Linked DNA regions of Homo sapiens: regions 1, 3, 4 and 5 are each linked to region 2. A link is a contact called in ENCODE Hi-C or POLR2A ChIA-PET data. All regions are on one chromosome and are shown on one strand. Each heading gives the region's core, a stretch centred on a gene start or an enhancer-like site at or near the end of the contact. The rest is flanking DNA. Distances are from core to core; before and after follow the strand shown. Region 1 overlaps PIAS1 (protein inhibitor of activated STAT 1). Region 2 has its middle 4.0 kb from the start of RNU5B-1. Region 3 holds the start of PIAS1 (protein inhibitor of activated STAT 1). Region 4 holds the start of SKOR1-AS1 (SKOR1 antisense RNA 1). Region 5 holds the start of FEM1B (fem-1 homolog B).

The links. A loop is a pair of places that touch in the nucleus more often than their neighbours do. ChIA-PET counts read pairs that join two places held with the same protein, here RNA polymerase II (POLR2A). Pooled maps may share reads with other maps.
Region 1: POLR2A ChIA-PET joins it to region 2 with 14 read pairs in T-cell. The contact joins two enhancer-like sites. POLR2A ChIA-PET finds 5 or more read pairs at or near these places in 2 of 52 experiments (B cell and T-cell).
Region 3: a map of CD4-positive, alpha-beta T cell shows a loop between it and region 2 (9-fold over the local background). The contact joins the promoter of PIAS1 here to the enhancer-like site in region 2. A Hi-C loop is called at or near these places in 1 of 168 maps with a recorded cell type or tissue (CD4-positive, alpha-beta T cell), 1 of 37 single-sample maps with no recorded cell type and 6 of 50 pooled maps. POLR2A ChIA-PET finds 5 or more read pairs at or near these places in 1 of 52 experiments (activated B cell).
Region 4: a pooled map shows a loop between it and region 2 (2.5-fold over the local background). The contact joins the promoter of SKOR1-AS1 here to the enhancer-like site in region 2. A Hi-C loop is called at or near these places in 1 of 168 maps with a recorded cell type or tissue (CD8-positive, alpha-beta T cell) and 3 of 50 pooled maps. POLR2A ChIA-PET finds 5 or more read pairs at or near these places in 1 of 52 experiments (A549).
Region 5: a loop to region 2 is called in a pooled map, with 12 times the contacts of the local background. The contact joins the promoter of FEM1B here to the enhancer-like site in region 2. A Hi-C loop is called at or near these places in 7 of 50 pooled maps. POLR2A ChIA-PET finds 5 or more read pairs at or near these places in 2 of 52 experiments (activated B cell and activated CD4-positive, alpha-beta T cell).

Annotation. Positions count from the first base shown.
Region 1 is chr15:68,153,674-68,156,373 of GRCh38, forward strand. PIAS1 (protein inhibitor of activated STAT 1) reads left to right here. Exons shown (of 14, transcript NM_016166.3): 7 at 1-22. Among named protein-coding and RNA genes, the nearest start is that of CALML4, 50 kb to the right of the region's middle. Within about 2 kb of position 1,363, at least 2 of the 41 ENCODE cell types and tissues checked have a DNase peak (open chromatin) inside an H3K27ac peak, as active enhancers do.
Region 2 is chr15:65,299,297-65,301,996 of GRCh38, forward strand. No RefSeq gene overlaps it. Among named protein-coding and RNA genes, the nearest start is that of RNU5B-1, 4.0 kb to the right of the region's middle. RefSeq lists an enhancer at 1,895-2,410. Within about 2 kb of position 1,280, at least 3 of the 41 ENCODE cell types and tissues checked have a DNase peak (open chromatin) inside an H3K27ac peak, as active enhancers do; they include CD4-positive, alpha-beta T cell and CD8-positive, alpha-beta T cell, where a contact is called at or near this core.
Region 3 is chr15:68,052,865-68,055,564 of GRCh38, forward strand. It overlaps PIAS1 (protein inhibitor of activated STAT 1), which reads left to right and starts at 1,451. Exons shown (of 14, transcript NM_016166.3): 1 at 1,451-1,486. The coding sequence starts at 1,463. RefSeq lists a silencer at 1,250-1,749.
Region 4 is chr15:67,837,457-67,840,156 of GRCh38, forward strand. SKOR1-AS1 (SKOR1 antisense RNA 1) reads right to left here and starts at 1,423. Exons shown (of 3, transcript NR_120345.1): 1 at 1,254-1,423. RNU6-1 (RNA, U6 small nuclear 1) reads right to left here and starts at 2,589; the gene lies at 2,483-2,589. RefSeq lists an enhancer at 2,527-2,700.
Region 5 is chr15:68,276,452-68,279,151 of GRCh38, forward strand. It overlaps FEM1B (fem-1 homolog B), which reads left to right and starts at 1,294. Exons shown (of 2, transcript NM_015322.5): 1 at 1,294-2,214. The coding sequence starts at 1,967. RefSeq lists enhancers at 1,290-2,191, 1,934-2,133 and a silencer at 1,574-1,903.

The DNA.
Region 1 (2,700 bases), core at 113-2,612, 2.9 Mb after region 2:
CCGGATCATTCTAGAGCTTTAAGTACGTATGATAAACTTATTTCACTTATTCAGCTATTTTGTTAAAGGTTAGAGTAGTATTTTCTCAACTCAAGAAATTTTAGAATTTGTTTATTCACTGGAGCCTGTTGTGTAGTTCTTAGAGTAGTTCTGATATCTTTGTCATGAGCTATATTTTATAATCTATATTTTACTAATCTTAAAATTAACTTTGTGAAGTCAGTGCACAAACATGGAAGAATATTATTCTACAACTTCATAAAATCAATGTTTAAGGAATTCTGGGAAATGGGAAGGGCATCTTGGCATAAATTTCAAGAAAGTTATTTTAGATTGGTGGTTTATCCAGGAAAAATGTACAGAATTATATCATGGCCTCACCCCCTGCATTTACAAAGTGAAGAGAGCCAGTGGGGTGGTAGAAATAATAATTCTGCCATTAATCAATTATATGACTGTGGACAAGTAACGCTGCTCCTGAGTTTCATCTTCCTCATCTGTAACAAGAAGTTTATGCCGTCTGATTTCTAATGCTTCTGCGAAGTCTGGGTTCATACGTGTGAATTACTGGATGGTTTGTTTTGATACGTTGAATTTGAGATTCAAGGTCTTCAAATGGGGCTGTGCTGACCTCTGTTTTTAAGGGTTAAGGTCAGAGGGTTTGGCCTTTCCAAAGAGGTGAACTAAGTTCTTCGTTTATTCTTTTATTTGTGAGAGCCGGGGGCTGCGTGGATTTAGGAGTGAGGGCTGGGGACTTAGAAACAAAACTTTTATAGGCAGGTGTTAGATAGCTATCCTTTAAGGACTTTTGATGTGAACTGATTAATGAAGCCCATTATCAGATTTGTACTTAGGAACACTCTGGTGGAAAGAACTAAGATAATAGCAGCTTTCCTTTTGTAGCATAGCTATTACCCCTTTCTGTAACTTATTTCTGTGGCAGAGTAAAAGATCCCACTACCCCTGAATATCAATATACCCTTAATAGTTCATTGAAGAATTTTTCTGTATTAAAATGGTCCTTTAAAAATGCAGCTAATCCTGAATCAATGGGAGCACACTTTGGCTAATGCCTCTGTAGGCATGCATTGACAGATGATGGAGACCTAGAAGGGCAGCACTGATTTGGGATCTGCGGGAGTGGTGGCACCATTTGGCAGGGATAAGAAGATGGTAGGGATCCTGAAAGAAAAGACAGACATCTGCCTTGAAGGAGAGTATAAGATAACTTGTCTTCTATCACAATCTTGCTGAAGTTATTCCTGGTCATTCTACTGAGAATCTTCGTATTTGCCTCACAATACTAGAATCTCAGCCAGTCAGAAAGCAAAGAATTATGTGAGCCTGTATGGAAGAGGGAATACCAAGAAATAAGGCAGATGAAGTTATTTTATTTAATAGTAACAGCAACAACAACAATAAGGCCAACTGTCTTTGCTCAAGCTGTTAACTCTTCTCCGCTTGTAGCTATAGCACCACCTGGAGGGAGAGTGGGAACGTGAGTCTGGAATTGAATTATTTTATTTTCTCCGAGAAACCACTATTAGCTACCATTAAGCAGCAAAAACTGTTTAATTCAAAAGCTATTTCTAGTCTGATATACTGATGGATGTGGAGAATAATTGTACACTGGATGAGATTTTTGTGGAAATTGATACCTTACCTTACTTATTGGCCAGGGAAGCCAATGGAATATTAATTTGGATCCCACCAGTAAGAAATTTGTTGTAATTTACTAAAAAACAGGTTATCTACCTTTACCTGTATGCTGCCTGTAAAAAAAAAAAAAAAAAAAAAAACCAAAAACTTTCCCAACAAATTATGTAATTAAAATTCTGTTTACAATAACTTGACAAAAGGAAATGTCAGGTATTTTAAAAGAGTCAAATCAGTTACAAATATGTTCTTTGTAAGTCATTCTTAATAAAATAAGTACTTCTAGCAAAGTTTTAGTAGTCAAGCCAGACACTCTTATGTTCTTGAAAGAATAAAGTTGGTATTATTTAGACTTTTCACAGAGAACTCCATTCTCTGAATCATTTGATTTAGTAGGATTTTGTCTTGCAGTTTCTGCCTTTGTGTAGAGTTGTCCCCTCACAACTATGAAAAACAGTCTTTTACCAACTCTTAATCAAGTTTCTTTCTCCTCTTCCTTCTCCCTTCAGCAGTTATTTCAAGCCTTAGCCATAATCTAATCAAACACTATCCCCCTCTCTCAGCACTCTGCCAATGCATGAAAATTGGGGCTACAAGACATGAATTACCTAAACCACCCATTTCTTCCTTAATCTCAGTGCCACCATAATTACTTTTTTAGCTTATCTACATTTGTGCCCAGTCCTCGCTTTATTTTGTTCAGTGTCAAGAGGAAATCTCCCTTTCCCTGCTTATTCATTTATTCTTTTCATTCAAGAAATTGTGTTAAGAGTCTACTGTGTTCCAGGAACAGGAGAATATAACATTAAACAAGACACATACCATCTCTGCATCCCCCAGAAGTTTGCAGTCTGGTAAGAAAGACAGGCATTAAATAATTGCACAAGTCATTAATGAGTTAAAGTTTTGACATGTGCCTTGAAGAAGATAGACAGGGAACTCTGTAGAGGTACAATAGGGGAACGTAGTCCTCTCTGATACTGTGATACTTAAGGCAAGATTATAAGTATGAGGAGAAGTTAAGCTCCAAGATGGGAACAGAGT
Region 2 (2,700 bases), core at 30-2,529:
CTTCATAGAAGATCCAAAAGGATTTAGAAGTATACTGTTCAATATGGCAACCACTGGCCACATGTGGCTATTGAGCATTTGAAATGTGGCCAGTCTCAATTGAGATGTACTTAAGTATAAAATACACACTGGATTATTATATTTTTGAGACGAAAGTCTCTGCACCCAGGCTGGAGTGCAGTAGCACGATCTTCGCTCACTGCAACCTCTGCCTCCCGGGTTCAAGCGATTCTCCTGCTTCAGCCTCCAGAGTAGCTGGGACTACAGGCACATGCCACTGCGTCCCGCCAATTTTTGTATTTTTAGTAGAGAAAGGGTTTCACCATGTTGGCCAAGCTGGTCTTGAACTCCTGACCTCAGGTGATCCCCCCAACCTCAACCTCCCAAAGCGCTGGTATTACAACAGGCGTGACCCACCGCGCCCAGCCAGTTATTTCCTAAATTAAATTAGCACGAATTGTTGCTGGAAATTGAGGTGCAAGCCACATCATAAATAACGGATCAACGTGAGTCCAAGCTTCGGATTCACAAATTGTAGAAACTCCATGACCCTCTGTGGAGACTCACAGAGCTACAAACAAGTTAACTCTCCTTTCAGTTCTCTCAACAGTGAAAGCTATCCAGGACCCTTCCAGAGTGAAGCACAGTACAGGCCAACAAATAAATGTCTCCTAAAGCCCAGGAAAAGGGAAACACTCTCTCCCAAGGCTCAATACGGGGGGAGGTCAGTACTCAGAGAACCCACCCCTTAACCCCTTGCTAGGTCCTATGAGACGTAGCTATTATCATATGGTGAGAACTTTGCATCTCAATGGGTTTCTAACTTCCCCTTACATTGTGAACTACAGCAAGCATGCAAGACTATCAAAACAGACGTAACGCTGGCTGGCGCAGTGGCACACCTTTAATCCCAATGTGTCCAGAATTGGTGGGTTTTTGGTCTCACTAACTTCAAGAACGAAGCCGCAGACTCTCGTGGTGAATCTCAGGGTTCTTAAAGGCGGCGTATCCAGAGCTTGTTCCTTCTGACCTTCAGATGCATTCGGAGTTTCTTCCTTCTGGTGGGTTCGTGGTCTTGCTGGCTCAGGAATGAAACTACAGACCTTCACGGTGAGCATTACAACTCTTTAAAGCAGCACATCTGGAGTTGTTCCTTCTTCCCAGTTGGTTTCCGGCCTCACTGGCTTCAAGAGCGAAACTACACACTTTCAGGGTGAGTGTTACAGCTCATAGGCCAGACCCACGCACGGAGCAGTAGCAGCAGCAATAGCAAGTTACTGCAAACAGCAAAAGAAAAAAAGCCACCTCGGTATCAAAGAAAACACCCCACCTGCCTGCCGCAGCAGGAGCGGGCAGCCTGCTTTTATGCTCTTATCTGGCCCCACCCACATCCTGCTGATTGGTCCATTTTACAGAGAGCCGATTGGTCTGTTTTACAGAGAGCTGATTGGTCCGTTTTGACAGGGTGCTGATTGGTGTGTTTACAATCCCTGAGCTAGACACAAAAGTTTTCGTCCCCACTATATTAGCTAGATACAGAGTGTCCATTGGTGTATTTACAAACCCTGAGCTAGACACAGAGTGCTGATTGGTGCATTTACAAACCTTGAGCTAGATACAGAGTGCTGATTGGTGTATTTACAATCCCTTAGCTAGACATAAAGATTCTCCAAGTCCCCACCACACTCCGGAACCCAGCTGGCTTCGTCCAGTGGATCCTCCACTGGGGCCGCAGGTGGAGCTGCCTGCCAGTCCTGAGCCGTGTGCCGGCACTCCTCAGCCCTTGGGCGGTCCATGGGACTGGGCGCGGTGGAACAGGGGGCGGCACTTGTCCGTGGAGGCTCCGGCCGCGCAGAAGCCCATGGCGGGTGGGCAGGGTAGGCTCAGGCATTGCAGGCTGCAGGTCCCGAGCCCTGCCCTGCAGGGAGGCAGCTAAGGCCCGGCAAGAAATCCAGCACAGCGCCGGTGGGCCGGCACTGCTGGGGGACCTGGCGCATCCTCCGCAGCTGCTGGCCCAGGTGCTAAGCCCCTTACTGTCTGGGGTCGGCGGAGCCGGCCGGCCGGCCGCTCGGACTGCGGGCCGCCAAGGCCACGCCCACCCGGAACTCTAGCTGGCCCGCAAGCCCCGTGCGCAGCCCCGGTTCCTGCGGTGTCTCTCCCTCCACACCTCCCCGCAGGCTGAGGGAGCCGGCTCCGGCCTCGGCCATCCCAGGAAGGGGCTCCCACAGTGCAGCGGCGGGCTGAAGGGCTCCTCAAGCGCGGCCAGAGTGGGCGCTGAGGCCAAGGAGGCACCGAGAGCGAGCGAGGGCTACGAGGGCTGCCAGCGCGCTGTCACCTCTCACCAACACTTTCAGAGGCAGGGGTGGGAGAATCCCCTGAGCCCACGAATTCGAGACCAGCATGGGCAACATGTCTGTCAACATAGGGAGACCCCCATCTCTACAAAAAATTAAAAAATAAAATTAGCCCAATGTGGTGGCTTGCAGACTATAGTCCCAGATACTCGGGTGACTGAGGCAGGAGGTGCTTAATCCCAGCAGTTTGAGGCTGCAGTGAGCTATGATTGCAGCCCTGCACTCCAGCCTGGGTGACAGAACGTGTATCAAAACAAAAACAAATAGGAATGGCTACAGTAACCTTCCAGCAGTCAAGAAGATGACCTTCAGCCAGTACCCCTATAGCAACCTCTGCAAGGGCTTG
Region 3 (2,700 bases), core at 201-2,700, 2.8 Mb after region 2:
TACAGATGATGGAAGCCAAAGCTCGATCAGGGTAGACTGAGAAGTGAATGTGAAGTGAGAGGTAGGAACAAGCACTATTGGAGAGATCTTGAAAAACCTTTCTAAGAATTTATGAAGATAGCAGAAAAATAGGGCAGTTCCTAGAGGCGATTTTGGAGTCAAAGGAAGTTTATTTTAGATGGGAGAAATTTCAATATATTTATATGCTGATAGGAGCAATTCAATTGAGAGGGAAAAAACTAACGATGCTGGAGGGTAGGTAATTGTAAGAGTAAAATCCTTAGGAATGTGCGTGAAAAAAATCCGGTCACTGGTAAAGGGACTGGCCTTCCTAGGCGCAGGGACACTTCATTCATAGCAACCCAAATGTTACTATGCAGATAAGGGTGGTTTTGATGGTGAGAAGATAAGGGAGTTTATTTCTGATATCTTTCATTTTTTCCATGAGTTATGAGGCAAAGTTGATTAGTAAAAGTGGGGGTTGGGGAGGAGGTATATAGAAGGCTTTCAGTAGAGACGAAAAGGAATGAAATAATCCTTCCATCAAGTCTACTTAAATGTCAATTTAGTGGATAAAACCCTCCCAGAATTAAGTACATCTCCCAAACCCTTTCTCTCTCTCAATGACCTTTTGCTCCTTTCTGGTACTCACTAACATTTGCAATTGTATCTTTGTTCGTTCACTTCTCTGATTCCCCATTAGAGAACTACAGAAGGGCACGGACTTTGATTTCAAAATGTATATTTAGCCGTTAGCACAAGGCAAGCAGATGGTCACTAAATAAATACTTTTTTAAACAAAAATGTTAATGAACACCTTCAAAATTTTGTCTTACGCCACCTCGTTAAAATACTTGTTTGTGCAAGTCACTTTTCCTCTCTGAGCTTTCATTTCTGAATCTATACCATGGGAATTATCTCTTCCTTGCCTACCTCCCCTCGTTATCAAGAGGATCTGAGCCAATAATGATAGAAATGCTTCATTAAGGGCCCCTTAAATGTAATGGATTTCTATTTTTAGCCCACTGGTAGCCTCGCAGGTAGCAGGTGCTGAAAAAGCCTTGCTTATTGGGGGTTGGGGGACAGCATTGTTTCTGTGACCGTAGGCGTCGAAGCTATGCAGAAGCGTTCCGCGGACCGCAGAGAGATGGGGCTCAGGCCAGCATCCCTCTCGCTCCGGCCCTTCCCGGGAGGAGCTGGCCGAGCTAGGATGGGGGGCAGGGAGACCGAGGGGGCAGTAACTGTCAAACCTCGCCGCTTGGCGCCATTATTTAAATGGAACGTGCCTGTCTCGCAGCTGTACGTGCCCGGGGCGGGGCTTCGAGCGCCCTGAGCGGGGCGGAGGCTAGAGGCGGGCTGGGAAGGTGGAGGGGCGGGCCGGGGCGGGGCCAGGCCGGCTAGAGGGGCGGGTCTAGCGGCGGCCCCCGGCGAAGTTCACTGCGCTTGCGCTGACAGACGCAAGATGGCGGACAGTGCGGAACTAAAGGTAAAGCGCAGCTCGAATTCACTTCTAATATTCGGCCGCGGAGACGGCGCCGCTGCTGCCAGGGGGGATGGGTCCGACCCTGGGGGGCCTCTCGGGCCTGACTCCACCCGGGCCTGGAGTTGTAGGGAGAGAGGCGCGCCCGGTCTCAGCAGAGGGGGCCCGCCTGCGGCGGGCCGCGGGCCCCGGGTGCCTCGGGGGCGCTGACGGGTCGTCCCCGGCGTGTTATTGTTGTGGGCGCCTCTGGCGGGGGTGGCGGGGGAAGAGATAGGGAGTCCGGAGGTAGGGGCTGCAGCTGTCTCATGGGCTCGGCTTTTTCACCTTCCAGTTAGCCTCCCTGCCCCCCATGGGGAGCTGGGGCTGGGGGCAGGGTGCTCTCGTAGGGGGGATTGGGAAAGCTCCCCGTGGCCGCTTCCTCTTCCTCCTTTGCAGTCCCGGGCTCCTGTCAGGCGCTCTTCTCAGACCCCCGGGAACTTGGCTTCGGCCGCCCCGCCCCTCCGTGGATCCCAGTAGCCCCCGCCCCGGACTCGGCTTTCCCCGGCTGCTCGCTTGTCAGGAAGCGCCTGGGGTGCCCCGCTTGTGGGAAGCGCGATCCCGGGGCGATAGGGTGGGGATCTGGGGGAGAAGCTCTGGTAAAGTTTAGCGAGCCCCGGGCCGGCGTTGGGGTTCGGCTGAGAGGTAGTGAGCGGGACGTTACTCTTTCTCTCTGATTCCGGGCAGCCGAGGGGAGAAACCCCCTCGAAGAGTGTGTCTTTGGAAGCAGTGTTGGGAGGGGGGGATGCAGCTACCTCTCTCCCTTCTTTTGCCTTAGCTGGTGTGGAGGGTGAGAGGAGCCTTTGGGGGTCTCTGCACACACCATGATGGCGATGCTGTAGCTGATGGAGGTGAATGGTTCGTGTTTATATCCCCCCATTGCCTTTTGTTTGTAGGGACATCTTGCTGGCCATGTTGATTTGAACGAAATTCTCCCCTCATGCTACTCCAACCCCCGATAAATAGAACGTTCCTCTTAACAGTACCAATTACTCACGCCTCACGAAATTAGATGAAAGGGTGCCCCCTTTTCCCCGCTTTTCTCCCACCCCAATCTTTACCTGATGATGGCTTCTTTACCGTAGCAGATATACCACTACACAAGCAGTTGGGGGAGGGGGTGGTGGAACCCTTATGACTGGATTGTGACAAATGGGGCTCCGCTTGAATAATTTTGGTTTAGT
Region 4 (2,700 bases), core at 173-2,672, 2.5 Mb after region 2:
TGTTCCAACTGTGTCCTAAAGGGGGTATTCCTTCACTCCGTCATACTTTTCCAGGTCACTGGCACACAGGTCCACCCATTCGTAGCTACCCTGCTCTAAAGCCTTGATCCGTTGCAAACATGTGACTCCTGCCTTGAATTCAGAACACCAACAAAAGCAGAACTGGATCTGCATGCTCTTCCCATGAATTCTAAACAGCCTCATCTCCTCTCTCCATCCTCAGATGCTTGGCTAAGAGCACAAACTCTGGAGCCAGATTTACTGAGGTCTCAATGCTGCCCTGTCATTGATGAGTGACATTGGGCAAGTTGTTGAATCTCTCTGTGCCTTAGCTTCCTCATCTATAACATAGGGAGATTAACAGTACCTACTTCATAGAACTGTTTTCTGTTAATATATGTAAAGCACTGAGAACAGCTCCTGGCATACAAGAAGTGCTATTGTATTGGTGTTTGCAAAGATTACAACTCCCTCTGAATTCACTTTCCTGAGACTCAAGCCAGGAATGCTTTTAGAGTCCCAAAATGTACCCCAGTCCATCACCCTCCTCTCCTCCAGGGGCCCAGAAAGGGGGCCCAGAAAGGAGGACAAACCGGTGCTTTTTCAAGCCTGGACTATTGAGCTTTCTGAAGACACATTCATAAGAATCTACAAGCACAGAGGTTGGAAGGGCATCCTGCAACGCCAATGCATGGACTATTGAGTTTCTGGAGACACATTCATAAGAATCTAGAAGCACAGAGGTTGGAAGGGCATCCTGCAACGCCAATGCATTGACTCTATGTGTCCAAAGAGGCGAAGACTTGCCCAAGTTCCCTCAGCAGGTTAGTGCAGAGGAAAGGAAGTCAGCCAGGTCTCTGGATTTTCTGGGGCTAGGAACTGCCTGTCTTTTTCCTAATTTCTGTTCTAATCTTTTCTTTTCTTTTAAGTAGCGACAGGGCTTCACCTTGTTGGCCAGACTGGTCTCGAACCCCTGACCTCGGTATCCTCCCAGCTCAGCCTCCCAAAGTACTAGGATTACAGGCGTGAGCCACTGCGCCCGACCAGTTTCTTTAGAACAATCTCAACAGTCCTTTTTGGGCCAAGTCCTTCACTCTTGGATTCTATTTTACTCCCCATAACACCCCCTTCCACATACGTAGACTAATAATATTCCAGTCTGATGGGTTGTCTGTGCTGAAAGAGAGGGAGCCACATCGACATTGGTCGTTTTCTTATTTGGCATCCCAAGGGAGACATTTAAAACTACTCACCCAATTGCCCAAGTGGCCTCCAAAGAACCAGATATCTCTAGGGGAAGAACAGAAATCCAGCCAACAAAGATTGTCCTCTAACGCCTTACATCGAAGGCCCAGAGCCAAGGAAGAGGCGGAGATGTCCCGCAGTCCCCTATGCTCGGCTGTTACCTGGAAAGGATCATTTCACTTCCACTGAAGAGAAAAGGAATGAGTCCTGAATGGAATGCTGCCCGGCAGCTCCCAGCGCCCGCTGGTAGAGTACCCGCCGCTGTCCCTGGGTGGCTCCGGGGCTTCGAGCCTAACAGTCCTCCTGCGGCGCGCCTGGAGGCTGGGAGCTGTGCGGCCGCTCCCGGCAGATCGACTGAGGTCCCAGTGGCCGCAGGGCCCACGTGCATGCTGAAGCACTAGCAAAGCAGTTGCACCATTTTTCTGTTGGAAAGATATTTCAGAAAACATTGCCTAAGTCATCGCAGGAAATCTGAACGTGGTTGGACTTTGTTTCCTCTTTGTCTTACCACTCGGGACTGTGTTTTTGTAACTCAATTACCTGAGACCTGGGTCCCGATCTTTTCAGGGTCTGTGCCTCTGTAAGTCTTATCAGGCTTTACCTCTCAGTGATTGGTGTAAAATGATGACAGTAAAACAGTAAAACCCACAGGGTGGGGCTGTCAGGAATTTTTTAAACATTATTTTATTTTTCTGCCCCCTCCCCCTTTTCTTTTTTTCTTTTATTATTTATTTATTTGGTCTGGAATATTTCAATGAAATATTGGTGAAGCCCTTGACATATGGTAGATACTCATTAAGTGGTGGCTTTTTTTTTTTTTTTGATTCAAAGGATTCTGTCACTCTTATTGCAAGTTCCTCATACGTTTATCGTTGCACTAGTTCCTGTTATGTTTCGGAGCTGAAATGGATCAACTTTGGCAAGACGAAATTTCCTTAAGTGTAAGGTACTGCAATACTCAGGATTGTGCAGAGGGAAGCAGAGGCAAGATGGGAAAGATCGCAAACTAGGGCCCGAGGGCCAGAGGCAAAATGCACCGCAGAGATGAATCTGCCTAGGCCCCACCTCCTTCTATTCCGTCTCCTAGGACTACTACATTTTATTTGTGTTAAAAGATATCACCTGTAGATGAAAGGTGTTTTCAGTGGTAAACCGTGCACCGGCGTATAAACGTGGTGTAAAAAAAAAACCAAACAGAAAAACAACCTGATGTAAAAACAGAAAAACAACCTGATGTAAAAATATGGAACGCTTCACGAATTTGCGTGTCATCCTTGCGCAGGGGCCATGCTAATCTTCTCTGTATCGTTCCAATTTTAGTATATGTGCTGCCGAAGCGAGCACGGTGTTTCGTCCTTTCCACAAGATATATAAAGCCAAGAAATCGAAATACTTTCAAGTTACGGTAAGCATATGATAGTCCATTTTAAAACATAATTTTAAAACTGCAAACTA
Region 5 (2,700 bases), core at 44-2,543, 3.0 Mb after region 2:
CACATAAATGCATTTGTTCTTTCTCTATGGTAAATTTTGTCCTTTGGGGAAGGGAGGAAGAGGGAGGAAGTCACTTTCATATTGAGTTTTTTGAGACTGTCCCAGAAGCTTCATCACCTACCATTCACTCCTACCATCCTAATCCAAGGCCTGTCCCCCTATCTACTCTTGCCTTCCAGAGTTTATTCTCCATACAGCAGCCAGAGTGATCTTTTTAAAAAACACAAATAGCATCTTGTCACTTCCCTCTTTAAAACCCTTCAAATGCCCCCATCACAGAGTAGACTTAAACCCTTTGCTATGGGTTATTAGGCCCTAACGTGTGTTGCATCCTCTGACTTCATCTATCATTCTTACTGTGGCCCACTCTGCTGCAGCCACACTGACCTTTCTGTTTCCGAGCTCACCAGACTGTTCCCTCCTCAGGACTTTTATATTAGCTGTCCCCTTTGCCTAGAATACCGTCTGTTCTTGTCACTTGTCATAGAGGTCTTGTCTGATCACCCAAACTAAATGAGTGCCCCCATCATTCTATTTCATTTGCTTCAGAGCAAATGGTAATGATACCAGTTCAACTGATCTTGTCTATCATTTGTTGACTTATTTGTTCCATTACTGAATCCCTAGTGCTAAGCAGAGCCTGGCACGTAGTCGACCTCTAATATTCATTGGATAAACGATCGTTTCAAATCCTAACAACAATCTTGTGATGTCTGTGAGAAAACGGAGGTTCTGCCGGCTCAGGATGAGATTCCTGCTCTGTCTGAACGCGGGACTCGCTTTCCTTCCCAGGATACCTCGCTCCTTCCACCGCGAGCGCAGCTCCCCTTCGCTCCCATCTTTCTCTCACACTTAACCCCTTTCTCCGGGAAAGTCAGGCCGTACTTCCAGTCCCTTCTCAGAGCCTGGTGTTGTGGCTCTCAAGCCCTCCCACATTTCGGGAACTCAGAAACGCCGCCCTTTTCCTGAAATGGACCCTCCGAGTACGCGCAACCCCTTCCCTAACCCCGGCTCAGGGGCAGAAGCAGGACCCGCACCGTCTATAGTAAAATAGGGTGGTCTCCTTAGCCCATCAGCTTAGCGCCCTCACTCCGCCCCCACTCCCTGGCTGGAGACCCTCAGGGCCGTTTAGGGGCCAGGAGGAGGTTCCAGGAGTCAAGGACATTGAGGACATCCAGGCCCAAACGGGATGGGCCAACTACGCGCAGCAGAACCTTTCTCTACCGGGCCCGCGTGTGCCCGCCGGTCGGCTTAGGCGGAGACACCCCACTTAGCGTCCCTCCCGCTCCCGCCCTCTCCTCCCGGCCCTGTCTGCGAAAGCTCGTCTTCCTCCCCGCCCAAGTTCCGGCGCCGCTCTTGCGGGAGCGTTCCGCATCGCCCCGGGGGCCCCTACGCGAGGATCTCCGGGGCCGTTGGCAGCGCCTGGCACTTCTGAGCTCGGCGGACGAGAGCCTGCAGGTTTCCTCCAGTCAGGGACGGCGAAGGGCGGAAAGCGCAGGAGGAGGCAGTGTTAGGCCTTAGGCCGGGTGGGCCGGGTCAGGAGAGACGCGCCCATCTTTCGCCATCCGGGGTGCGCGAGGTCCTCTCGGGACCCGGCCGGCGACCCGTAGCTCGGGCACGCGCCTGTCGCATCCCGCAGGAAGGAGGGGTCCGGCCTGAGGCCCGGGGCGGCGTCCGCCATGGAGATCCCCTCGGTCCAGGGCCGGCGCCTGGGACCTGGCGGGCGGCCCTGACCGCCTTCCTCCCTGCGCGGGCTGGGTCGCGGACGTGCCCTTCGCGGCACTCGGCCTCCTCTGCGTCTCCGCCTTCCCTGGGCCGCACTGCTGCCTGGGCGCGGCGGCGGCGACGGCGCCCTGTTGAATGGGCTGTGAGGGCCCAGGTTTAAAGCGCTGGCGAACGCGGCCTCCGGGGGCGCACGGCAGCTGCAGCGGTGGCGACCAAACGGGTGTTGGAGTTGGCGGCGGCCATGGAGGGCCTGGCTGGCTATGTATACAAGGCGGCCAGCGAGGGCAAGGTGCTGACTCTGGCCGCCTTGCTTCTCAACCGGTCTGAAAGCGACATCCGCTATCTGCTTGGCTATGTCAGCCAGCAGGGAGGGCAGCGCTCCACGCCCCTCATCATCGCAGCCCGCAATGGACACGCAAAGGTGGTACGCTTGCTCTTAGAACATTACCGGGTGCAGACTCAGCAGACTGGCACCGTCCGCTTCGACGGGTAGGTACATCCCAAGCCAGCCTCTCTCCGACGCGCGCGGACTCGTTAATTCACGGGCCCTCCCCTCCCTCACCCTCTCTTACCCTCTCTTCATGTAGGTACTCACTTCTCCCCTTTTTGTACCACCTCCTGCCCCACTAATGCCCACTTCATCTTCCAGGGCTAATAATCCATCCCATGTTTTGCTGCCCGTCCTCATCAGCCCCTACCCCTCATTCCCTCTGTGGGAAGATAACCACACCCTCGGCCTTGAAATCTAATAGTCGTCTTCTCTACTAGATAGTCTGTGAACAAGCCATTTGGAGGAGGTGGCTGCCTTTCCAGGTTTTACTTTTAGTGGAACTGGTGATGTAACTGATCAGAAATTAAGGAGGTCAGCGGTTAACATTGAAGAACTCCGAAAGAGTTATTTGGGCATCCATTTTTACTCCCTTCAAGTGAGTGGTTCCGTAAAACCTTCAGTGGGCTGCTGGGCTTTAATGTCAA